Regions from separate parts of the Homo sapiens genome. Here region 1 is linked to region 2. A link is a loop called in an ENCODE intact Hi-C map of the cell type or tissue named here. Cell type or tissue: heart left ventricle. All regions are shown on one strand. Links, peaks and the distances in the headings refer to the core of each region. The heading gives the core; the rest is flanking DNA. Region 1 has its middle 27 kb from the start of LINC01218. Region 2 overlaps LOC107986297 (a long non-coding RNA gene).

Region 1 (13,206 bases), core at 2,548-10,547, 820 kb after region 2:
ATAAATTATATACAGAAGAACAAAAATAAGGATGACAGCAGATTTCTCATCAGAAACAATTCAATCAGAAGGTAGTAGAGCAAGATCTTTAAAGTAATGAAAAAACTATTCACCTAGGAGTCTATACCCAAGGAAGCTCTTTCTTGAAAATGATGGTAACATAAAGACATTTAAGTCATGGAAATGCTAAAATAATTGACCACTAGAAGGCATGCATTACAAGAAAGGTTAAAAGGAGTCCCTGCAGCAGAAGGGAAATGATAGCAGGTGGGAATTTGTATCTATATAACGGTGAATAGAGTATAATGTTAAGTACATGGGTAAACAGAAAATATTTTTTCTTATTTAGATATCTTTAAAAATGACTGTTTACATTAAAACTAATGGCAATTTTGAGATTTATAATATATGTAGACATATGACAATAATAACAAACAGGTCAAGTGGAGAGAAATATTTTAAGACTTAGAATATATGAAGTGTAATATTGCTTGAGCATTGACTATTGTAAGTTCATCTGTATACTCTAAATTCTAATGCAACAACTAAAACAATACAAAAATAATTATAGTTGATTAGCCAAGAAGACAGTAAAATGGAATCACAATAAATAATTAATCTAAAGGAAGAAGAAAAAAAGAGAACAAAGAACAGGTATAATAAACGAAGTGGGCGAACTTCTATAAAAGACCAGATAGTAAATATCTTAGACTTTGTGGGCCACATATAATCTCTGTTGCATTTTCTTCTTTGTTCTTTCTACAAACTCTTTAATAGATAAAAATCTATTTTTAGTTCATAGGCCATAGGAATACATACCACTGCCAGATTTAGCCAGTGGGCTAGAGATTATTGATCCCCACTTTAAACACCAACCAAAATGTAGAAATTATCAGATTGGATAAAAAAGCAAGACCCAATCATACGCTGCCTGTAGGAAATCCACTTTAAATATAAAACCACAAATAGTTTTTTTTTTCCCAGCTTTTATTTTAAGTTCAGGGGTATATGTGCAGGATGTGCAGGTTTGTTGCATAATAAATGTGTGCCATGGCAGTTTGCTGCACAGATCATCCCATCATCTAGGTATTAAGCCCAGCATCCATTAGCTATTCTTCCTGATGCTATTCCTCCTCCCACCCACCAATCTATTACAGGCCCCAGTGTGTGTTGTTCCCTGCTATATGTCCATGTGTTCTCATTATTCAGCTCCCACTTATAAGTGAGAACATGCGATATTTAAACCACAAATAGTTTAAAGGCGAAAGCATGGTAAAATATATACTAAGTTAACACTTATAAAAGAAAACTGGTATAGGTATATTAATATCAGACAAAATATATTTCAGAGAAAATAACATCATTAATGATACAGAAGCTCATTTCATAATGACTAACGTGTCAACTTGTTAAGATGACCTAACAATCTTAAGTGTTTATCTACCTAGCAAAAGAGTTTTGAAACCCATTAAGCAAAACTGGTACAATTGAAATAGAAATAATAGACAAATCCATGGCAATAATCAAAGATTTCTATATTCATTTCTCAATAATTGATAAAATAAGTAGACAGAAAACCAGTAAGGATATAGAAGACTTGAATAACACTATCAACCAACTCGACCTAGTTGACATTTATAGAACACTCTACTCAACAATAACAAAATGCACATTCTTTTCAAGTGTACATGGAATATTTACCAGGATAGATTATATTTGGGCGTAAAATAAGTCTCAATAAACTCTAAAGGATTCAAGTCATACAAAGTATGTTCTCTGACCAAAATGGAATTGACATGAAATCGATAATAGAAAAATATCTGAAAAATCTCAAAATATCTGAAAACTAAATAAAACAATTTTAGGTAAATTATGGGTCAAAAAATAAATCAAAAAGGAAATCGGAGCATTTTAATGGAGGAAAAAAATAAAAAAACAGGGCATGTCAATATATTTGCAATGCAGTATTACTTAGCGAAAATTTATGGAACAAAATGTCTATGTGAAAAATAAAGTTCTTAAATAACCTTCTATCTTAAGAAAATAGTAAGAGAAAATCAAATGGAACCCAAAGTAGGCAGAAGAAAGTAAATAATAATAATTAGGATTGAAATGAATAAAATAGTAAATAGTAAAACAAGAGAGAAAATTAATGGAATCAAAAGCTGATGTTTTGAGAAGCTTTAAAAAAAGATAAACCTCAGTCAGACTAATCAGGAAAAAATAAGAATACGTATATCACCAATATCACAAATGAGAGAGGAGACATCATTGCAGATTTTACAGATATTCAGTGGATAATAGGAAATCAAATGAACTATATATATATATATATGTATGTATATATATTCTACAACTTGGATGCAATGGGTAAATTTCTTGAAAGACACAAACCATCAAGGCTTACTGAAGAATAAATATGTAATACAAATAGCCCTACCTCCACTTGACAATTCAAAAAATAAGTTAAAAAACTTCACATTAAAAACTCCAGCCAAAGATGCATTCAATGATGAAATCTGCCAAACATTTAAGGAAGAAATAATACTAATTATGCAAATTTTCTTTTAGAAAATTGAGTGGGAAGAAATATTTCCCAACTTACTCTAGGAAGCCAGTCTTACCCTGATACTAACATGAGAAAAATGCATTTCAATAAAAGTAAAGAATAATATATTTCACAGGATGCAAAAATTCTTAACAAAATGTCAGCAAATCAAATCCAACAATATATAAAAAAGATAATACATTATAATCAAATTGGGTTTATCCTAGAAATGTAAGGTTAGTTTAATATTTGTAGCTCACCATTCACTAACACACACACACACACACATACACACACACACAAGCACACCAACAGATGTAGGAAAAGCAGTAGATAAAAGTCAAAATCTCATCACGTTAGGAATAGAAAGAAAATTCTTCAATTTGATAAGGAGCATTTAAGAAAAACCTACATCTAATGTCCTAATTAAGGAAAAAAAAAGTGCTGTTTCCTTCTAAGGATGTTTGCTCTCATTGTTTATATTTAATGTTGTGTTGGAGGATCTAGTCACTAAGGCATGTAAAACAAAAGGACATTCATATTAGATACAAAGATACAAAATGATCTTTATCCAAAGACTACATGATTGTCAATATAGAAAATCCTGTGGAATTTTAAAAAAGGTACTAGAACTAATTAGTTTATTATCACTGCAAGATAAAAGATAAATGTTCAAAAGTCAGCTGTGCTTCTGTACGCTAGCAATAAAATCAGAAATTTGAATTTTAAAACTTGTCATATATAGTAGCATTAAAATATAAAGTACATAGTCATGCATGTAACAAAAGATGTGTAAGATCTATAACGCAAAAGCTATAAAACATTAGTAAAAGAAATGAATGTATTCTTACATAAATGGAGAGATGTGTTGTGTCCCTGTATCACAAGACTGAATATTGTCAATATGTCAATTCTAGTCTCAAAGCAATCTATATAATTGATGCAATCATAATCAAAATATCAAAACAATATCTTTAAAGGTTCTTCTATAGGCCGATTCTAAAATTCATATGGAAATGCAAAAGACTAGAATAGCCTAACAAATTTAAGAATAACAAAGTTGGAGGACTTGTAATATTGAGTCCCAAGACTAATAATGCTACAGTAATCCAGAAAATATACTATTCATGTGAATACAGACAAATAGGTTATTTGAACAGAATACAGAGAATTCAGGAATACACTTGCACATATATGGTCAGTTGACTTTCAAACAAGGTACAGAAGAATTTCTATGAAGAAAATTAGTGTTTTAAAAAAATGATGCCAGAAAAATTGGATATCCATACTCCTTCCCCCAACAAAAACTCTTCAGTTCATATCTCACATAATATATAATAATTAACCCAACGTGGGTCATACACTGAAGTGTAAATTCTAAAACTAACAAGTGTCTAGCGAAAAACATAGGAAAAAAAATCTGTGACCTTGGATTTAGCAAAGATTTCTTAGAAACTATGCCAAAATTATAATTCTTAAAAGAAAAGAGTGAATCAGTTGGACTTCATCAAAATTAAGAACTGTGACTCTTTGAAAGACATTGTTGAAAAACAAGTCACATACTGCAAGAAAATATTTGCAAATTACATATAAGATAAAGGACTTACATACAGAATGCATTAAGAACACTAATGCTTACAATAAGAAATCAAACAATTTGATAAAGAAGTAATAAAAGATTTGAATAGACCCTTCACCCAAGAAGATATACACATGGAAAATAAACATAGGAAAAGATGTACTAACACCAAAAGTTAGTACAGAAATGCAAATTAAAGTGACAGTGTCTAAAATTCAAATATCTGATCATTTCAAGTGTTGCGGGGCAGAGATTGAGCAACTGGAACTCTCATACACTGATGGTGGGAATATAAAATGATACATCTGCTTTGGAAAACAATTTGTGATTTCTTAACAGATAAATACATACCTACCATCTGACCTAGTCATTTTACTCCTGCCCATTTTACTCCAATCAAAGCAAAAGAATATATCCACACAAAAACTTGTACAAGAATTTTCATTACAGCTTTATTGGTAATAGCCCACATCTGGTAACAATCCAAATAAGTATCAATTGGTCAGTGGACACATCATGGTATGTCTATATAATGGAATACTACTCAGCAATGAAAAGGAATGAACAATAGCACGCATGAATCTCAAAACAATTATGCTGAGTAAAATAAGGCAGACAAAAAAGTTTCATATTATATATTCTATTTTCGTAAAATTCTAGAAAACGCAAAATCATTTATAGTGACAGAAAGCAAATAGATGATTCCCTGGTGATAGGCAGGGGCTGGGAAAAGAAAGTATTACAAATAGGCATGAGAAAATTTGGGGGAGTGACAGATGTATTTATTAATTTTATTGTGTTGGTTTCATGAGTATATACATAAATTCAAAAGTCATCAGATTGTACATTTTAAGTATGTGTGATTTATTGCATGTCAGTTATATCTCAGAAAAGCTATATATGTGTGTAGACAGAGACATAGATATAAGAGAGAAAGAAAGAGACAGCAAGAGAGACAGAGAGATCAAGAGAGAGCATGAGAATGCCCTGGATTCTGGAATGAACTCTCACCCTTGATCCAAAGCAGGAAACAGCAAATCATCCTGTTAGCCTTTATTTTAAGGGTGCTTGTATTTTCCTAAATTCAGTCTGTAAGTTACCTCAGAATGATAGATGCTTTCTTCGTACCACTTTCCGTAACCCTTATAGTCATCTTGTGCTTTGGGCATCATAATGTGTATTTTATAGATTAGTTGCCTGAGGCAGTGAGCTATTAATTAACTTGCACAAGGTCACTACCAATAGGATTGCAAACCAAGTATCTCTTGCTCCATAGCACATACTCATTCCACTCCCACAAGCCCACCTTAGTAATCAGGTGGCCTTAAAATATGGTGTTCTGGTGTCCCCTTTCCCTCAGCAATCTCCTGCAGTTCAATAAGACTTCTGTTGTTCCTAAAACCCAGTTAATAAATATGAATGCAAAAATGCACTGCCAGGTCACTATCTTTGACCAAGCAAACAGGCTCTCCCTGTTTTTGTTTTGTTTTGCTTTGCCAAGTGAACAGAGTCAATTCATTGTCTTTTCTTTAACTTGTGGAAGAGTGCGGAATGCTTTTCCTGTTGAGTGAGGTAAGATGTCCCCAATATCTGGAAGTGTGGCTGGAGGCAAAATGCAGCCACACTTCCAGATATTGACACCTGCTGGTCAAAAACATGAACATCCAGAAAGAAAATGTAGAAAGACTAATAAAACATTATCACCAATCTTTTTGGATTTCAGACTTCTCAGTAAAAATGTTTATGCTTTCACCTATAATATATGTATATTTATATGTAATGTACAAATACTAACATATATGCCATAAAACATACAGGAATGAATTTTAAACATAAAATAAAGATGGAATAAACATTAATTTAAAGATAATATATTTCATTATTGGTGCCAAAAGACGATATTTTGAGAGTGATGTGAATGAATATTCTTCGCCATTAAAAAAGTCCTGGTTTAACCCATTGTGAATACAAAAAGTGACTATTTTGTTTAGTTTATTTAGTTTATTTCAATAATGTTTCAAATGGCTTTCATAGCTGAAGATGTTACTGCAGAGAAAAGCATAAACGCAAATGCAAGTGGTTTGCACTGGTTGTGCTTACTAAATCAATAGCTTCTACTCATGGATTATGCAAGATTTTGATTTTTAAAACACTGCTAGTAAATTTCTATCTCCTTGATGTAAGTCAGTTGTTCTTGCAAGTGAATGGAAGAAGTGTTGCATTTTTTTATTATTTTTTAAACAAGATTCTGTTAATAGTTTTTTAAGAGTGTAGGAGTTTTTATGTGATACTCACTATTTTCAGGAAAAGAAATAATGAGGAAAATGATTTCAAATACTCAATTTCAATGTTCTTTCCATTGCTCAGTTTTCTTTCATAAAACAATTACTTTCTCATTTATTGTAAAAATGTTACCTTTACCTATAAATGACAAAATAAATGTGTTGTTTTAAATATCTGTATTATATCAACAGTCTCTCTAAATTACAGATGGAAAGCAAAGTTGGAACACTTCTCTTTTTTAAAGAAAAAAATATAAGTTGTCTTGAAGTTCTGCAACTCTTTTTTTTCTCATTATAATTGGGATGAAATTGCATCTATGCTCCTTAGTATTAGATTTTAAATCTTAGTCCACCAAATTTTAATTTGCTTTATATCAGTTCTTTTTTTCTTAATTTTTATTTTATTTTATTATACTTTAAGTTCTTGGATACATGTGCAGAACGTGCAGGTTTGTTGCATAGGTATACACATGCCATGATAGTTTGCGGCAACCCATCATCTACGTTAGGTATTTCTCCTAATGGTATCTCTCTCCTAGTCCACCCACTCCAACAGGCCCCGGTGTGTGATGTTCCCCTCCCTGTGTCCATGTGTTCTCATTGTTCAACTCCCACTTATGAGTGAGAACACGCAGTGATTGGTTTTCTGTTTCTGTGATAGTTTGCTGAGAATGATGGCTTCCAGCTTCATCCACATCTCTGCAAAGGACATGAACTCATCTTTTTATGGCTGCATAGTTTTCCATGGTGTATATGTGCCACATTTTCTTTATCCAGTCTATCATTGATGGGCATTTGGGTTGATTCCAAGTATTTGCTATTGTAAACAGTGCTGCAATAAGTATACATGTCTATGTGTCTTTATAGTAGAATGATTTATAATCCTTTGGATATATACCCAGTAATGGGATTGCTGGGGCAAATGGTATTTCTGGTTCTAGATCCTTGAGGAATCGCCACACTGTCTCCCACCATGGTTGAACTAATTTACACTCCCACCAATAGTGTAAAAGTGTTCCTATTTCTCCACATCCTCTCCAGAATCCATTGTTTCCTGACTTTTTAATGATCGCCATTCTAACTGGTGGGAGACGGTATCTCATTGTGGTTTTAATTTGCACTCCTCTAATAACCAGTGATGATGAGCTTTTTTTCATGTTTGTTGGCCTCATAAATGTCTTCTTCTGAGAAGTGTCTGTTAATATCCTTTGCTCACTTTTTGATGGAGTCATTTGTTCTTTTCTTATAAATTTGTTTAAGTTCTTTGTAGATTCTGGATATTAACCCTTTGTCAGATGGATAGATTGCAAACACTTTCTCCCATTCTGTAGGTTGCCTCCGATGAGAGTTTCTTTTGCTGTGCAGAAGCTCTTTAGTTTAATTAGATCCCATTTGTCAATTTTGGCTTTTGTTGCCATTGCTTTTGGTATTTTAGTCATGAAGTCTTTGCCCAGGCCTTTGTCGTGAATGGTATTGCCTAGGTTTTCTTCTAGGGATTTTATGGTTTTAGGTCTTATTTTAAGTCTTTATTCCATCTTGAGTTAATTTTTGTATAAGGTGTAAGGAAGGGGTCCAGTTTCAGTTTTCTGCATATGAGTAGCCAGTTTTCCCAACACCATTTATTAAATAGGGAATCCTTTCACCATTGCTCATTTTTGTTAGGTTTGTCAAAGATCAGATGGTTGTAGATGCGGGGCATTATTTCTGAGGCCTCTGTTCTGTTCCACTGGTGTATGTATCTGTTTTGGTACCAGTACCATGCTGTTTTGGTTACTGTAGCCTCCTAGTGTAGTTTGAAGTCAGGTAGCATGATGCCTCCAGCTTTTTTCTTTTTGCTTAGGATTGTCTTGGCTATACTGGCTCTTTTTTGGTTCCCTATGAAATTTAAAGTAGTTTTTTCTAATTCTGTGAAGAAATTCAATGGTAGCTTGATGGGGATAGCATTGAATCTGTAAATTACTTTGGGCAGTATGACCATTTTCACAATATTCATTCTTCCTATCCATGAGCATGGAATGTTTTTCCATTTGTTTGTGTCCTCTCTTATTTCCTTGAGCAGTGGTTTATAGTTCTCCTTGAAGAGGTCCTTCACATTTCTTGTAAGTTTTATTCGTAGGTATTTTATTCTCTTTGTAGCAATTGTGAATGGAAGTTCACTCATGATTTGGCTCTCTGTCTATTATTGGTGTATAGGAATGTTTGTGATTTTTGCACATCGATTTTGTATCCTGAGACTTTGCTAAAGTTGCTTATCGGCTGAAGTAGATTTTGGGCTGAGAGATGATGGGGTTTTCTATATATACAATCATGAAATCTGCAGAGACAATTTGACTTCCTCTCTTCTGATTTGAATACCCTTTATTTCTTTCTCTTTCCTGATTGCCCTGGCCAGAACTTCCAATACTATGTTGAATAGGAGTGGCTAGAGAGGGCATCCTTGTCTTGTGCTGGTTTACAAAGGAAATGTTTCCAGTTTTTGCCCATTCAGTATGATATTGGCTGTGGGTTTTTCATAAATAGCTCTTATTATTTTGAGATACATTCCATCAATACCTAGGTTTTTGAGAGTTTTTAGCATGATGGGGTGTTGAATTTTATTGAAGGCCTTTTTTGCATCTATTGAGATAATCATGTGGTTTTTGTCATTGGTTCTGTTTATATGATGCATTACGTTTACTGATTTGCATATGGTGAACCAACCTTGTATCCCAGTGATGAAGCTGACTTGATCGTGGTGGATAAGTTTTTGATGTTCTGATAGATTTGGTTTGCTAGTATTTTATTGAGGATTTTCGTATTGATGTTCATCAGAGATATTGGGTGGAAATTTTCCTTTTTTTTGGGTCTCTGCCAGGTTTTGGTATCAGGATATGGCAGCCTCATAAAACGAGTTAGGGAGGAGTCCCTCTTTTTCTATTGTTTGGAATAGTTTCAGAAGGAGTGGTACCAGTTCCTCTTTGTACCTCTGGTAGAATTTGGCTGTGAATCTGTCTGGTTCTGGGCTTTTTTGGTTGGTAGGCTATTAATTACTGCCTCAATTTCAGAACTTGTTATTGGTCTATTCATGGATTTGACTTCTTCCTGGTTTAGCTTTGGGAGGGTGTATGTGTCCAGGAATTTATCCATTTCTTCTAGATTTTCTAGTTTATTTACGTAGAGGTGTTTATAGTATTCTCTGTTGGTAGTTTGTATTTCTGTGGGATTGGAGGTGTATCCCCATTATCATTTTTTATTGCGTCTATTGGATTCTTCTCTGTTTTCTTCTTTATTACTCCAGCTAGCAGTCTATCTATTTTGTTAATCTTTTCAAAAAACAAGCACCTGGATTCACTGATTTTTTGAAGGGTTTTTTGTGTCTCTATCTTGTTCAGTTCTGCTCTGATCTTGGTTATTTCTTGTTTTCTGCTAGCTTTTGAATTTGTTTGCTCTTGCTTCTCTAGCTCTTTTAATTGTGATGTTAGGGTATCAATTTTATATCTTCATGCTTTTTCCCGTGGGCATTTTGTGCTATAAATTTCCCTCAAACAGTGCTTTAACTGTGTCCCAGAGATTCTGGTACGTTGTGTCTTTGTTCTCATTGGTTTCAAAGAACTTCTTTATTTCTGCCTTCATTTCGTTGTTTACTGAGTAGTCATTCAGGATCAGGTTGTTCAGTTTCCACGTAGTTGTGCAGTTTTGAGTGAATTTCTTAATCCTAAGTTCTACTTTGATTGCACTGTGGTTTGAGAGACTGTTTGCTATGATTTCCATTCTTTTGCATTTGCTGAGGAGTGTTTTACTTCCAATTATGGGTGGTCAGTTTTAGAATAAGTGTGATATGGTGCTGAGAAGAATGTATATTCTGTCAATTTGGGGTGGAGAGTTATGTAGATGTTAGGTCCACTTGGTCCAGAGTTGAGTTCAAATCCTTAATATCCTTGTTACTTTTTTGTATTCGTGATCTGTCTAATATTGACAGTGGGGTGTTGAAGTCTCCCACTATTATTGTGTGGGAGTGTAAGTCTCTTTGTATGTCTCTAAGAACTTGCTTCATAAATCTGGGTGCTCCTGTATTGGATGCATATATATTTAGGATAGTTAGCTCTTCTTGTTGCATTGATCCCTTTACCATTATGCAATACCCCTTCTTTGTCTTTTTTTTATCTTTGTTGGTTTAAAGTCTGTTTTATCAGAGTCTAGGATTGCAACCCTTGGTTTTTTTTTTATTTTTATTTTTATTTTTTTTTTTGCTTTCCGTTTGCTTGGTAAATATTCCTCCCTCCCTTTATTTTGACCCTATGTGTGTCTGTGCACGTCAGATGGGTCTCCTGAATACAGCACTGTGACGGGTCTTGACTATCCAATTTGCCAGTCTGTGTCTTTAATTGGGGCATTTGGCCCAGTTCCACTTAAGGTTAACATTGTTAGGTGTGAATTTGATCCTGTGATTATGATGCTAGTTCGTTATTTTGCCCGTTAGTTGATGCAGTTTCTTCATAGCATTGATGGTCTTTACAATTTGATATTTTTTTGCAGTGGCTGGTACTGGTTTTTCCTTTCCATATTTAGTGCTTCCTTCAGGAGCTCTTGTAAGGCAGGCCTGGTGGTGACAAAAATTCTCAGCATTTGCTTGCCCATAAAGGATTTTATTTCTCCTCTTATGAAGCTTAGTTTGGCTGGATTTGAAATTCTGGGTTGAAAATTCTTTTCTTTAAGAATGTTGAATATTGGCCCCACTTTCTTCTGGCTTGTAGGGTTTCTGCCAAGAGATCTGCTGTTAGTCTGATGGGCTTCCCTTTGTGCGTAACCCAACCTTTCTCTCTGGCTGCCCTTAACATTTTTTTCTTTGTTTCAACCTTGTTGAATCTGATGATTATGTGTCTTGGGGTTGCTCTCCTCGAGGAGTATCTTTGTGGTATTCTCTGTATTTCCTGAATTTGAATGTTGGCCTGCCTTGCTAGGTTGGGGAAGTTCTCCTGGATAATATCCTGAAGAGTGTTTTCCAACTTGGTTCCATTCTCCCCATCACTTTCAGGCACACCAATCAAATGTAGGTTTGGTTTTTGCCCGTAGTCTCACATTTCTTGGAGGCTTTGTTTGTTTCTTTTCATTTTTTTTCTCTAATCTTGTCTTCATGCTTAATTTCATTAAGTTGATCTTCAGTCTCTGATATCCTTTCTTCCACTTGATCGATTCAGTTATGGATACTTGTGTATGCTTCATTATGTTTTCATGCTATGTTTTTCAGCTCCGTCAGATCATTTATGTTCTTCTCTAAACTGGTTATTCTAGTTAGCAATTCCTCTAACCTTTTTTCAAGGTTCTTAGTGTCCTTGCGTTGGGTTAGAACATGCTCCTTTAGCTTGGAGGAGTTTGTTATTACCCACCTCCTGAAGCCTACTTCTGTCAATTAATCAAAATCATTCACCATCCAGTTTTGTTCTCTTGGTGAGGAGTTGTGATCCTTTGGAGGAGAAGAGAATTTTTAGCCTTTTTGCGCTGGATTTTCCTCATCTTTGTGTATTTATCTACCTTTGGTCTTTGATGTTTGTGACCTTCAGATGGGGTTTCTCTGTGGATGTACTTTTGGTTGACGTTGATCCTATTCCTTTCTGTTTGTTAGTTTTCCTTCTAACAGTCAGGCCTCTCTGCTGCAGGTCTGCTGGAGTTTGTTGGAAGTCCACTCCAGACCCTGATTGCCTGGATATCACTAGCAGAAGCTGCAGAACAGCAAAGATTTCTGCCTGTTCCTTCCTCTGGAAGCTTCATCTCAGAGGGGCACCTGCCAGATGCCAGCCAGAGCGCTCCTGTATGAGTTGTCTGTCAACGCCTCCTGGGAGGTGTCTCCCAGTCAGGTGGCACGGGGGTCAGGAACCTACTTGAGGAGGCAGTCTGTCCCTTAGCAGAGCTCAAGCACTGTGCTGGGAGAACTGCTGCTGTCTTCAGAGCCAACAGGCAAGAACATTTAAGTCTGCTGAAGCTGCGTCCACAACAGCCCCTTCCCCCAGGTGCTCTGTCCCAGGAAGATGGGAGTTTTATCTATAAGCGCCTTATTGGGGCTGCTGCCTCTCTTTCAAAGATCCCCTGCCCAGAGAGGGGGAATCTAGAGAGGCAGTCTGGCTACGAAGGCTTTGCTGAGCTGTGGTGGGCTCTGCCTAGTTTGAAATTCCAGGCGGCTTTGTTTCCACTGTGAGGGGAAAACTGCCTACTCAAGCCTCAGTATTGGTGGACGCCCCTCCCTGCGCCAAACTGGAGCATCCCAGGTCAACTTCAGACTGCTGTGCTGGCAGCAAGCATTTCAAGCTAGTGGATCTTAGCTTGCTGAGCTCCATGGGGGTGGGATCCACTGATCTAGGCCGCTTGGCTCCCTGGCTTCAGCCCCCTTTCCAGGGGAGTGAATGGTTCTGTCTCACTGGTGTTCCAAGTGCCACTGGGGTATGAAAAAGACACTGCAGCTAGCTCAGTGTCTGCCCAAACCGCCTCCCAGTTTTGTGCTTAAAACCCATGGCCCTGGTGGTGTAGGCACCCAAGGGAATCGCCTTGTCTGCAGGTTGTGCAGACAGTGGGAAAAATGTAGTATCTGGGCTGAAGTGCACCGTTCCTCATGGCACAGTCCCCCATGGCTTCCCTTGGCTAGGGGAGGGAGTTCCTCCACCCGTTGCACTTCCGGTGTGAGAGGACGCCCCACCCTGCTTCAGCTGCACCCACTGTGTAACCGGTCCCAATGAGATAAGCTGGGTACCTCAGTTGGAAATGCAGAATGCACCCGCCTTCTGCGTTGATCTCGCTGGGAGCTGCAGACCAGAGCTGTTCCTATT
Region 2 (13,206 bases), core at 2,850-10,849:
GTGGCTTTAGGCTTAAACATCCTAGCTTTGAATGACAGCTCTACCACTTGTATAAGTGTGATTTCTTAGACTTGTTATAGAATTTAGTTGAGCTTCTACTTCTCATGCATAAAATAGGTATGTATAAGAATATAGTGAGTATTTTTTAGAGCTGTGAAAGTTGAGTGAGATAAAAATGCATTTAAATCAATGTGTGGTGCCTGTTTCAAGTAATCACTCTATACATGTTAGCTGTTACTCTTTATGAAAAGTCAGAGCTCAGGTGAAAAAGGATGACCCAATAATAGGTCATTAATTCCCTACATCTACATCTATATCTTCAGAAATCATCTTACTTTCTAATAGCTGGAGCACTCCAAATTTCAAAGCTGAAGCTTCATGTGCTGGTTCTGTTTTCATTCAGCCACTACTTTCTATGTACAAGACTATTCCTAACTTTTTAAAAATATCCCTATTAGATTAAAATATCTTTTAGAGCTATAACTGTAAATTTCATTCTTGTATATACAAAGTTCATACAAAGTATATCTGAAACTTCATTATCTGTTCTTAGAATAAAATGAAGACTGAGCTAACTTGATAGATATTGCTAAATAGTCCTCCATACAACAATCTGCATTAATGTGTTAAAGTGTTTGTTTTCCCATATTATGATATTGCTATTTATTGTTAAACCTTTTATTACCAATCTAAGATGTAAATAATACTGTTAATTGCCTATGTCAAATTAAATGTATTAAGGTCTAATTAGCATGCAATTAAATGAACTCAGCGTAAGTGCAAAGTTTGACAAGTTTTAACAAAGAATACACTTGTGTAACTCTCACCAAAACCATCCTAAAAGATTTTATGTGCCCCTTGCCAATCAATCCCTTCTTCTGGACTCAGTTAACCACTAATATGTTCTTTATTATGAAAAATAGTTTTGCCTTCCTGTAAGTTTCATGTAAATTGAACTATATGTATTCTTTTGTGTCTGGCTCAGCATTCAGTTTTTGAGATTTATCTATGTTACTGTATATGTTAATAATTTCTCCTTGTTATGGATGATTAAAATTTTATTATGGTTTATTTATTCACTTGTTGATGAACATTTGAGTCACTTCCAGCACTTGACTATGATGAAAAAGGTAGCACAAATATTCATGGAAAACCTTTGTATGGACTTATGCTGTAATTTCTATTGGGAAGAATCTAGGAGTAGAATTGTGGAGTCATATGGTAACTTGCAAGAAACTGCCAACTGTGTCTAGAGACTGTGTCATTATATATTACCATATAAAATGTATGAATATTACAATTGTTGAACATCTTCATCAAAACTTGGTGTTGTCAAGTTTAATTTTAGCTGTTCTAATGGGCACGCAGTGGCCTCTCACTTTTGGCTTTAATTTTAATTGATGTGAGTAATGATGTTAGTGCTTTTTCATGCTTTTTGGCCTCTTGTGTATTTTTTTAAAGTATTTGTTTAAATTTTCGTCCATTTTTTAAAAATCTGGGTTGTTTGTACTTTTTTATATATTCTGGAAACAAGTTATTTAATACAAAAAGTTGTATTAAATAACTTTGTCTGTGGCTTGACTCATTTTCTTTATGGTGGGCTTCCAAAGAGGAGGAGTTTTTTTGTATTGTTTTTTAGAAGAAGTGTAGATTACCAAAAATTTCTATTTGTAATGGAAAATTTTAATAGATCAATGATTGTTAAAGATCTTCTATCTATAATCAAAATATATATAAGAAATAGCACTCAAGTGGATTTATGAAAAAGTTTTACTAAATTCTAAAGGAAGTCATAATCCTTACCTTCCTATTAGCACAGTGAACCTATAACTTCCACTCTCATTTATTTTTTTAATTCTTTAATTTAAAAGCAGACTGTTCAGAGTTACCATATACACCCTTACCCCAAACATACATAGTTTGTCCTAATGGTAATATCTTATATTAGTGAGGTACATTTATTATAATTAACAAACCAATATTGATATATTATCACTAACTAAAGCCAATAGGTAATATTAAGGTTTGCTCTTTGTGTTGTACAGTTCTACATTGTTTGACAAATGCATAATATTATTTATCTATCAGTACTGTATCACACAGATTAATTTTACCACTCTATGCATTCCCTGGGATTCTTTAATACTCATCCCTAGCCCACCACCACTGCCCTGACAACCATATATCTTTTTACTCTTCCTATAGTTTTGCCTTTTCCAGAATATTAGATATATAGATGGAGTGATACAGTGTGTAGCCTTTTCAGGTTGATTTGATGTCATTTAGCAATATGCATTTAAGGTTCCTGCATGTTCTTTCATGGCTTGATAATGCATTTCTGTTTTTTATCACTGAATAATATTCCATTCTATGTATACACCACAGTTTGTTGATTGGTTCATTTATTGAAGAATATCTCAGTGGCTACCAGGTTTGGGAAACTATCAATAAAGCTGCTATAAACATTTGTGAGATTTTTATGTGGAGATAAATTTTCCACAAAAAATTTACAAGTATTTTGGGAGGCCGAGGCGAGTGAATCACTTGATGTCAGGAGTTCAAGACCAGCCTGACCAACATGGTAAAACTCCTTCTCTACTAAAAATACAAAAATTAGCTGAGCGTGGTGGCACACGCCTGTAATCCCAGCTACTTGGTAGGCTGAGGCACGAGAATCGCTTGAACCCAGGAGGCGGAGTTTGCAGTAAAACGAGATCGCGCCTCTGCACTCCAGCCTGGGCCAAGAGCGAGACTCCGTCTAAAAGAAAAGAAAACAAACAAACAAACAAAAAATCTACAAGTACAATTTCTGGATTAATGGTAAGACTATATTATACTTTGTAAGAACTGCAGGAAATAGAATTATAGGTTAACAATATCTTTCAGTGCTTTAATGATAGATATTATGCCTTCTGGCTTGCATGTTTTATGATGTGAAGTCTATGATTGTTATTTTGTTTGTAATGTAGTTTTTTTTTCTCTGAATGCTTTTAATATTTTCTTTTTATGACTAAGAGGTTGTCATAAATTTGATTACATTATATTCGGGTATGCTATTTATTCTGTTTGTTCTTGTTGATATTTATTCTACTTCTTGGATCTGAGGGCTTACAGTTTTAATAAAAATTGGAAGTTTTTCAGCTGTTCATTGTTTCTACAAATGAAACAATGTAGAAACAATTGTAGAAACAATGTAGAAACAATGTAGAAAGAAACTCCCTTTCTCCCACTCTTTATTTCATACATGGAACTTAAATTTCATACATGGTAGACCACTTGAGACTCCATTCTCAATTTTTGTTATATTTCTCTTTGTGCTTGATTTTTGATAGTTTGTACAAGTTTTCAAAAGTCCCATTGTTCCACTTCCTCTGGGTAGTACCCAGGACAAGACAACCACTATGAATTGAGATCTGGAGCTTTTCCATATCTACCTACCTTATCTACCTCTTTTAGCTCAAAAAACAAACAAACAAACAAACAAACAAAAATATCTAACTCAAGTTAAATGTAGGAAAGACAAATAGAAGGAGGGAAAGCTAATTCTTACATTACAGAGAAAACTGGACAAGATTTTTATTTTAGTAACAGAGAAAAAACATTTACATGTGACACATGGTCCCTGTGCTGCCCTGATTGACTACATTATGATTTATTACTTGTTTATAACTTTTGTACTGTGTTTGTTGGTGATAGAGGAAGAAAAACCCTTTCATTCTACCTTATTTCTGATACTTTGTCTTTACCGGAAAAGAAGAAAGCTGGTCATTTGCTTCAATAATTGAGATTTTTTTAAATTTTATATCATTAAAGGAATGCATTTTACAGACTTCAAATAAAAGGGTAATAAGAAATTTTTAAGCTTTTTTTTGAAGGACAGTTTCATAATCTTTTCTTCCTTCATCAACATCGGCGTAATCATCACAAATTTGAGGTATTAAGGTTATTGTCAATGAAGTTTGTTTAAACCAAAAAATGAAATTTCCTAAAGAATAATATTTCAAAGTATGAAGACAGCATATCATGCTTTTATATTGGTAAACACAATTTTTAAAATATTTCATAAGTACTAGATCCCACTGTAACTCTTTTAACCATATCATAGCAGAGAAAGAAATCCAGAACAACTTTCCTTTAGTAAAGAAGCAAATAATTTGAAAATTAAGACTTGTGAAGCTTAAGAAAAAATGAATATAGAAAATTTGATAAGACCAGCTCAGTTTAAGATAATGAGTTACATGCTTTTTAAAAAAAGCATTATCTTTATTTCCTCTACCACAAAATTAGTAAGCTATTTAGTGATTTCAGGAACACTCGATGTACTCTCTACATCTTTTATCTAAAGCTGATAAAATTCCCGTTTTCAATATTGCAACATGAATCACAAGTAATTGAACATAACATAAATCAGGTTAGTCCAAAGTTTCCTGGAAAAATGACAGAAATTAGAAAAGAATTGGTCATTATTCAGTACCAAAGTGGGAAGGAGGGTAGTTCCTCGTGAGTGAGAAGAATTACATCTTGGGGAATGTGAACATTGGCTCCCAAGGGCTATCCTTGTCACACTCCCACAGCAGGGAAGTGCATAAAATTTCAACACACACACAAGCTTCAGTGAATTGCCAATTATTACTTATTCTGAATAGCATGCCCTGATCAATAATATGTGTCTAACACCCACTTGGAAAATAAAATTATGGTCTAAGAACAGGCAGTGTAATACCATATAATCTTTATTAAAAGTCATCTCTTCAGCATTTACATATAATTTCTCTTAAATAAACAGCATATCAGTATTTTATATTATTACTTGGTGTTTTCTATGTTCTGGGAAACTTAAAAGTTTGTGTCATATGTATATTTATGTTTTTAAGAATTTAAACTCTTGGCCAGGCGCGGTGGCTCACACTTGTAATCCCAGCACTTTGGGAGGCCAAGGTGGGCAGATCACCTGAGGTCGGGAGTTCAAGACCAGCCTGACCAATATGGAGAAACCCTGTCTCTACTAAAAATACAAAATTAGCTGGGCTTGGTGGTGCATGCCTGTAATCCCAGCTACTCGGGAGGCTGAGGCAGGAGAATTGCTTGAACCTGAGAGGTGAAGGTTGCGGTGAGCCAAGTCGTGCCATTGCACTCCAGCCTGGGCAACAAGAGCGAAACTCCATTTCAAAAATAATAATAATAAATAAATAAATAATAAATAAATAATTTAAACTCTCAGTACATAATATCTTCCTCTAAATTATTCTGTTTAAGACAGGGGTACACAGTGTCATGGTAAAAGTATGCTGCTGATTGTCCAAAGCTCTGCTAATTATGAAGATTAAATTTGGATAATAAACTATTAATGGATTTCAAAAGGCTATGATCACGGGCATAAAATGGTAAATAATCTTTAATATTGTATAACTTATAAGATAGTTTATCTGAGGAACATTGAAAAGAGCCAATGCCTCTAGAGTACCTTGTAAGAGCTAAGCACTTTATATATATTGTCAGTTAGACACCCCCCCAGTTGTTGAGGATTTAGACATTTTAATGACATTTACAGGTAAAGAAATTTAGATTCACAGAGACTACTCCATCCAGGATTATTTAGATAGAACATGGTAATGTGGTAAAGCTGATCATAAGCCCAAGTATATCTGAATCCAAAGCCCCAATACCAGTATGGTTTCCATTCCCTCATGACTTCTCACTAAAAAAAGAAGAAACAAGTCACATTATAAGATAATGTGCTCCTAGCTAATATATTTGAGGAAGAGGATTAAGGAGTCTTTGTTTCTAATATTTACTTAGACATCAGATGCATCCTATGCCTATTTCTATTTTGTGCTATTTTGTCTGTTTTCTCACCTCCACAAGATCGAGAGTTATTTTAATTCAGAGATTGTGACTCATTTTTCTGTCACCACAGGATACAGTACATTCATTCACCCATTCACAAATATTTGTAAAGTACCTACTATGTGCCAGGAATTATATCAGGTCTTCAGGAAAAAGCAAGAAAGATTAGTTTCCTATGGAGTAGAATAAATTCTACTTGAATAAATACACTAAGAATATTTTCAAAGGAACACATATTCAAAGTGCAATCATTCTCTCATCTATTTACCTTATTTCTAGTTGCCTCTTTATAAGAAAGGTGATGACGAAGGTTAATTAAAAACAAAACATGCGTCAGAACACCTAGCATAGAGTCATGATTTTGCAGCATATATGTTAGACATGTCAATTAACCTCTTTAAACCTTACTTTCTTTTATGTAAGTCAAAGATGAAATCTGTGATATGCAAAACGCAAAGATTTTATTATTCTTAAAATATACAGAACTACAGTAAACTAATCAAACCAAATGAATTTATAGAAATAAAAAAGCTAAAGAAATTTGGGAATATTAGGAAATTAATTTTAAAAGTAAGTATAAATTGCCTATGAAAAAGAAATAATATTCAGAATTACTAATAGTAAACATTCACAGTAAAAAAGAAGTATTATTATCTTCTAACAATTGCCAAGTATTAAAATGATTAATAATTTCTAGTATTAGAAATGGAATAAGGAAATATAGCAAACATTGTTAGAACTTTTGACTCATGCCTTTTTACAGAACAATTTGGCAATGTACATCACAGCTGTAAACATGCCATTTGACCGTACAATTTTGTGATAGCGTAAAGAAACAATAAGTAGATAAGCTAATAAAGATGTATGTATACAAATGTTTGTGATTACATTTTTAGGATACTAAGCATTCCAATGATGGAATAGAATATTAATATTGAAAAAAATGTATTGTTAAGTAAAAGTACACATAGAATTAATTACATGCATTTGGCTTCACTTTATTAAAAATGTATGGTCAAACATTTGCATGCTATCTGATGATAGCATATCTATCTCTCTGACTGGTGATATGCTTTTATGTAGATTTCTGAGTTATTTAAACATGTATTATAATGAACACATATTAAAATATAGATGTTAATTCATGCCTATCTCAGAGGGTTATGGTATACATCAAATAAAATAGAATTTATGAAATGTAAGAGTAATATACAAATGTAAGGCATTTAAATTGTAAGCTAGAATACAAGCAAACAATCTTGAAACTTGAGTTCCACTAAAATATAACACATAATAAGCTTAGGTAAGAAATTTGTATGCAATAGAGAAAGCTAAACAACTTTAATCAACAAAACTATTTTGTTAGCTAAAAGAAAGGAAAAAAAAATGTACAGTATTTCTTTTTTGTCACAGTCCCCAGATCGGCGGTAGAGGTTCCCAGTCTGTGGCAGCTCTGCTTAATGATAGATGTACCATTTTCAACAAGTAGTTTTCAAATTCACCCTGGGATTTTTCTCTATCCAGGTTAACCAGAAGAGAGAAAGAGGACAAGTGCATGTAGGAAGTTATTATAGGTCAGGCCAGCAGGTGGCATGCCTAACCTCTGTTCATATCCCATGGGGTGGGAACTTAGTCACAAGGCCACATGGCCAGGGATGCTGGGAAGGGCCAATTTACTGCATGCTCAAGAAGATAAGTGAGAGATTTTAGTGGACAGCTAGCAGTCTTTGCCAGAGCTCTAACCAACAGAATCTATGCATGCTTTTCTTGCTTCATTTAGAACATATTCACTCTGTCCTGAAGAGCCACCCCATCCAGCCAAATGTTCAGATATCTTCGAAACCATCACTGTTCTGCATCAGGTACAGGAACAGGAACAGATCCTTACGGTCTGATAATGAGGGAGTATGGGAAGAATAAACACAATGAAGGTTCCCCAAGGGAAGAATGAACCTTACCCATTGGTCACATCCATCTGCTGAGTAGGTATTGTGAAGACTCCCTGCTCTGTCCCAACATGATCACTTGTCAGGAAAGTGGAAATGGAGCCTTTGTTATCTATATTTAATGGCTTTTAAGGTCATCTTGTTATTGGTATCAGTGTCTGCTAGAGGAAGAAAGAACATGGAGGAGGGCATATGGAAGGCCCAGAGGTTGTATAAATTGCTTCTGCTCACGTTATAGGGGCTAGAACTTAGTCACAAGGCCATAACTAACTACTAGGGGGACGGCTGGCAACTTCAGTCTAGCTATGGACAGAAGAAAAACAGGGAAAAAATGATTTTGATTTAAGTAGTCTTTCTTAACATCCAAAAACCATTAAGAAAAACCAAGAGAGAAAAGTTACCTCATATCCTTGTGCTTTTTATTATTATTTTTTTTTGTTTTGAGCTCACAGTTATTTGTTCTTAATCTATGGAAATCTCTAGAGTTGAAATTGGAAATGCTTTTCTGCAAGATTACTTGAATTTGCTTTTATTTATAGCCAGAGGACATGGCTCTTCTGGGACCACTTTTCTTTCTGTGAAAATCCAGGCTCAATGAGAGTCTGAGGCTGAGTTCCTTACCTTGCTTTTACTGAAGTGCTTAGCTAAGGTCAACCCTGCCTTTTCTGTCGGCTCATTGGTCTGAGATCACAGCTCTGGTTTCTACTCATAAATATTTTGGGGGTGAGCTTAGAGATTTCCCTTTCTTTTTATAACCTTAACAATGTACTAAGAAGTATATTTTACTCAGAATGTAGGGGTTTGTAGTGAGAGGGACTTATAGTTAAACTAATCTACCATATAGCTGAAAGTGTAGCTCTAAGGGAAGAATTTTGTTTTAATATCCCTAATTAAAGACTTAAAAATTGACAAATAAAAATTGTATGCATTTATGGTATATAATGTGATGTTTTTATATATGTATACCTTGCAGAATGGCTAAATAAGGCTATTTAACGTATGCATTACCTCACCTGCTTGTCATTTTTTGTGATGAAAACACTTAAAATTTTCAAGTATACAATTTTCAAGTATACAATATATTGTTTTTAACCTTGATGTAAAATAGATCTATTGAACTTATTCCTCCTATGAATTTTGTGTCTTTGACCAACATCCCCCAACTCCAAGCCTCTGGTAACCATAATTTTACTCTGTTTCTTTTTTTGTTGTTGTTTTTGAGACGGAGTCTCGCTCTGTCGCCCAGGCTGGAGTGCAGTAGCGCAATCTCGGCTCACTGCAAGCTCCGCTTCCCGGATTCAGGCCATTCTCCTGCCTCAGCCTCCCGAGTAGGTGGGACTACAGGCGCCCGCCACCATGCCCGGCTAATTTTTTATATTTTTTTTTAGTAGAGACGGGGTTTCACCGTGTTAGCCAGGATGGTCTTGAACTCCTGCCCTCGTCATCCGCCCACCTCGGCCTCCCAAAGTGCTGGAATTACAGGCGTAAGCCACCGCGCCCAGCCAATTTTACTCTGTTTCTATGCATTTGATGACGTTTTTAGATTCCAAATATAAGTGAGACTATGCAGTAATGTCTTTCTGTTTCTGGCTTATTATAGCCAAGATATGGAATCAATCTAAATGTCCATCAACAGATGAATGGATGAAAAAAACGTTGTATATATACACAACGAAATACTATTCAGCCCCTGAAAAGAGGGAAATGCTGTCAATTGTAACAATGTAGATGAACCTGGAGAACATAGATTCTTTTTGACCTACCTCTTCCTTACCTTGTCAAATAATTCTAAAATTGTTGTTTTCTCAACTAATTTTTTTTTTTTTTTTTTTGAGACAAAGTTTCGTGGTCGCCCAGGCTGGAGTGCAATCTCGGCTCACTGTAACCTCCGCCTCCTGAGTTCAAGCGTTTCTCCTGTCTCAGCCTCCCAGGTAGCTAGGATTACAGGCGCCTGCCACCATGGCCAGCTAATTATTGTATTTTTAGTAGAGACGGGGTTTCACCATGTTGGCCAGGCTGGTCTTGAACTCCTGATCTCAGGTGATCCGCCTGCCTCAGCCTCCCAAAGTGCTGGAGATGATTTTTTTAAAAGCATATTTTCAGCTCTTAAATGGAAATAAAAACTATAATCTTTACAGTTTAGGTCATTAAATATATTTTTGTAAAACTTAGCACTTGATATAGAAATGAACTCAAATTTGAAAACTGATATCGACAAAATACTCAATTCACCAGCCACCTCTGTGTTTGATAAAACTTACAGAAGTTCCTGATGATGTATGTTTTAAAGTCATTTTAAAATAAACTAGTTAATTATTTTATGGCTGAATATTATTCCATTGTATATATATACCACGTTTTCTTTATCAATTTTACCTACTGTTGGACTCTTAGATTGATTTCTTATCTTGATTATTTTAAATAGTGTTGCAATAAACATAGGAGTGCAAATATCTCTTCAATATACTGATTTCATTTCCTTAACACATTTACCCAGTAGTAGGATTGCTGTATCATATAGTTCTATTTTTAATTTTTTGAGGGACCTTTGTAGTGTTTTCCATGAGTGTAATAATTTACATCCTACCAACGGTGTGTAAAGGTTCCCTTGTCTTCACATTCTCACTGACGTTTGTTATTATTTAACATTTGTTAACTATTGCATTGCTTTTAATGGCAAAAACCGCAGTTACTTTTGCACCAACCTTCTTTTCCTCTTTTTAATAAAAGCCATTCTATGTGGAGTAAGGTGGTATCTCATTGTGGTTTTGATTTTAATTTCCATGATGATTAGAATGAAATCTTGTCATCTGGAACAACATGAATGAACCTAGAGGCATTATGTTAAGCAAAATGGGCCAGGCACAAAAAGACAAATACTACATGTTCTCACTCATATGCAAAATCCTAAAAAGGTGATCTCATAGAAATAGTAAATAGAACAGTGGTTACCAAAGACTGAAGAGGGTGGGTGGAAGGGAGCTTGGGGAGTATAGTCAAGGAACACAAAGTTACAATTAAAAAAGAAGGATAGATGCTGGTGTCCTATTGCATAGTAGAGTGACCATAGTCAACAATAAGATATAGCATATCTCAAAATACCTAGAAGAGAAGATTGTGTATGTTCTCACCACAAAGAAATGGTAAATGTTTGAATATGCTAATTACCCTGATTTCTTCATTGCATAATGTATACATATATCAAAGTATCACATTTTACCCCATAAATATGTACAATTATTATGTGTCAATTAAAATTTAAAAAATAGAATGAAATAAAGTACTGAAAGTTCTGGAGATTATGACTTTTCTTAGCTTACAAATGTTTTGAAATTTTTCTAGTCTATTCAAGATGGAACAATATTCTACAAGGTAGTAATGGGACTATTTCAGGATTTTTCAATAGTAATAGGACTATTTCAGGATTTTTTCATTTCTCATCAAAAATTTTCAAATTGTCTAATGGAGATCATCGTGTCTCACTGAAAATATTAATAAGTATCCAATGGTGAAATGATTCTATGGTCAAATAAACCTGGAAAAATTCTTTCTAATATGCCTGTTTTTCAGAGATTAATAATGTGTGTTAGCATACTAAAGTCTTACTGTATTTTTCTGTACTCTCAGGGGAAATATAAATGTTGAAATCTTTTTGAGAGCAATTTGGTATAATCCTTTGACTCACTAACAAAATTTTATAAATTTTGGTGAAAATTATCATATCACTTTTTGCCACAATTTAAAAATAATGATGTTTAAAAAGAAGGCAATCAAAATTGAGCATAGCAGCAATATTAGATAACTAGAGCAGAAAAGTACATTTGTCCACCAAACAATGATGTAAAGCTGGATAGGTCGCAATATGAGCCAACAAAATTTGCAGTCTGGAGGGGAAAACACCAGCATGGTATAGATTACATGGATGAAATGTCCTAGGTTGAATGTTGTTAAAGTGTTCTTTGTTTTGTTTTTTTCCATCCTGATGAAAAAACATGGCTTAAATTACATAGTACATGTAGCTGATTTCAGTATTTGTAGCTGATTTTAATAGTTTTAGTATTTGAGTTGCAAATAAATTTAGGAGGGAAATGGAGGGGGCACAGTATTGCTTATATATGTCTAATAAGATAAATTATTGACAATAATGGGAGTTAACAAGTTTGAAACATGAAAAAACAAGTCAAAGATAAATTGAGTGCACATTCAAATACTACACAAATAACAGGGCACTATAGCCCAAGAACTCAACAAGCAAGCCCTAATGGGAAATGAAACCCTACTGTGCAGGGGGATGCAGCTCTTGCTGCCTTGTACCAGGGTTTGTTAGCTTCAGCACTATTGACATTTCAGATGGGATTTTTTGTTGTTGTTGGGGGCTGTCCTATGTGCTGCAGAATACTTAATAGCATTCCAGGCGTCTACCTGCTATGTCAGTAGCAATCCCCTCTTCCAGTTGTATCAATCTAAACTGCCTTTAGACATTGTCAAATGTTCCCTTGGGGGCAAATTCTCTCCGGCTTGAGAACCATTGCCTTATACCAGTCACTAAGGAGTTGAACCAATGATCTAAACAATGGTTCTGTTTTTGTGCTTACTGAGCCATCTACTAAATTACCATTGAAGAGTGGGTAAAAGCAGATTACTTGGGTTCACAATCTAACTGTGCCATTTATTAGTTATATGGCCATGGTCAAGTTTCTTGACTTCTCTGTGCTTCGGCTATTCTTATTTATAATGTGGTGAGAATGACATCTACTTTATAGGTGTTTGTTGAGAAGATTCAATGACAACTTTTATAAAGCTCAGCAATAAAGACCTGGTACATAATGTTTTATTAAAATTTGGAATTAACAATGATATGATTACTAATTTCACTTACCTCATACTGTCTGACAGACCAATGATTCTTTACACTTGACTTGACATTTGTGTTTCTGTTTATTAATTAATACATTGACATTCAACTTTCTACTTGAGTCTTCTGTGATTTTGGCAGGTGTAACCCAGAAGCCCTGAATTTAGTCAACTCTTTGACCCTTGCAGCACTGAGATTCTGCAAAGCTAAGAAGACTCTGTATTGCCATTAATTAATTAAAGGCTGGGCGCGGTGGCTGACGTCTGTAATTCCAGCACTTTGGGAGGCCGAGGCGGGCGGATCACGAGGTCATGAGATCGAGACCATCCTGGCTAACACTGTGAAACCCCGTCTCTACTAAAAATACAAAAAATTAGCCTGGCGAGGTGGCGGGCGCCTGTAGTCCCAGCTACTCAGGAGGCTGAGGCAGGAGAATGGCGTGAACTCTGGGGGGCAGAGCCTCCAGTGAGCCGAGATAGCGCCACTGCACTCCAGCCTGGGCGACAGAGCGAGACTCCATCTCAAAAAAAAAAAAAATATATATATATATATATAGAT

What was found. Hi-C counts contacts between places; a loop is a spot of excess contacts. Peaks named below come from ENCODE experiments on the same cell type or tissue, not always from the same donor. Only the 100,000 strongest peaks of a DNase experiment are listed, where the experiment ranks them.
Region 1: a loop joins it to region 2, with 3 times the contacts of the local background. A loop is called at or near these places in 13 of 110 quality-filtered maps.

What each region holds. Positions count from the first base shown.
Region 1 is chr4:100,900,181-100,913,386 of GRCh38, reverse strand. No RefSeq gene overlaps it. Among named protein-coding and RNA genes, the nearest start is that of LINC01218, 27 kb to the right of the region's middle. In heart left ventricle, for the core only: a CTCF peak has its summit at 5,776 (motif pointing left); no DNase peak of the experiment used is centred there.
Region 2 is chr4:101,724,942-101,738,147 of GRCh38, reverse strand. The region is part of intron 2 of LOC107986297 (a long non-coding RNA gene); the gene reads right to left. Among named protein-coding and RNA genes, the nearest start is that of BANK1, 59 kb to the left of the region's middle. RefSeq lists a silencer at 7,242-7,536. In heart left ventricle, for the core only: a CTCF peak has its summit at 7,432 (motif pointing right); no DNase peak of the experiment used is centred there.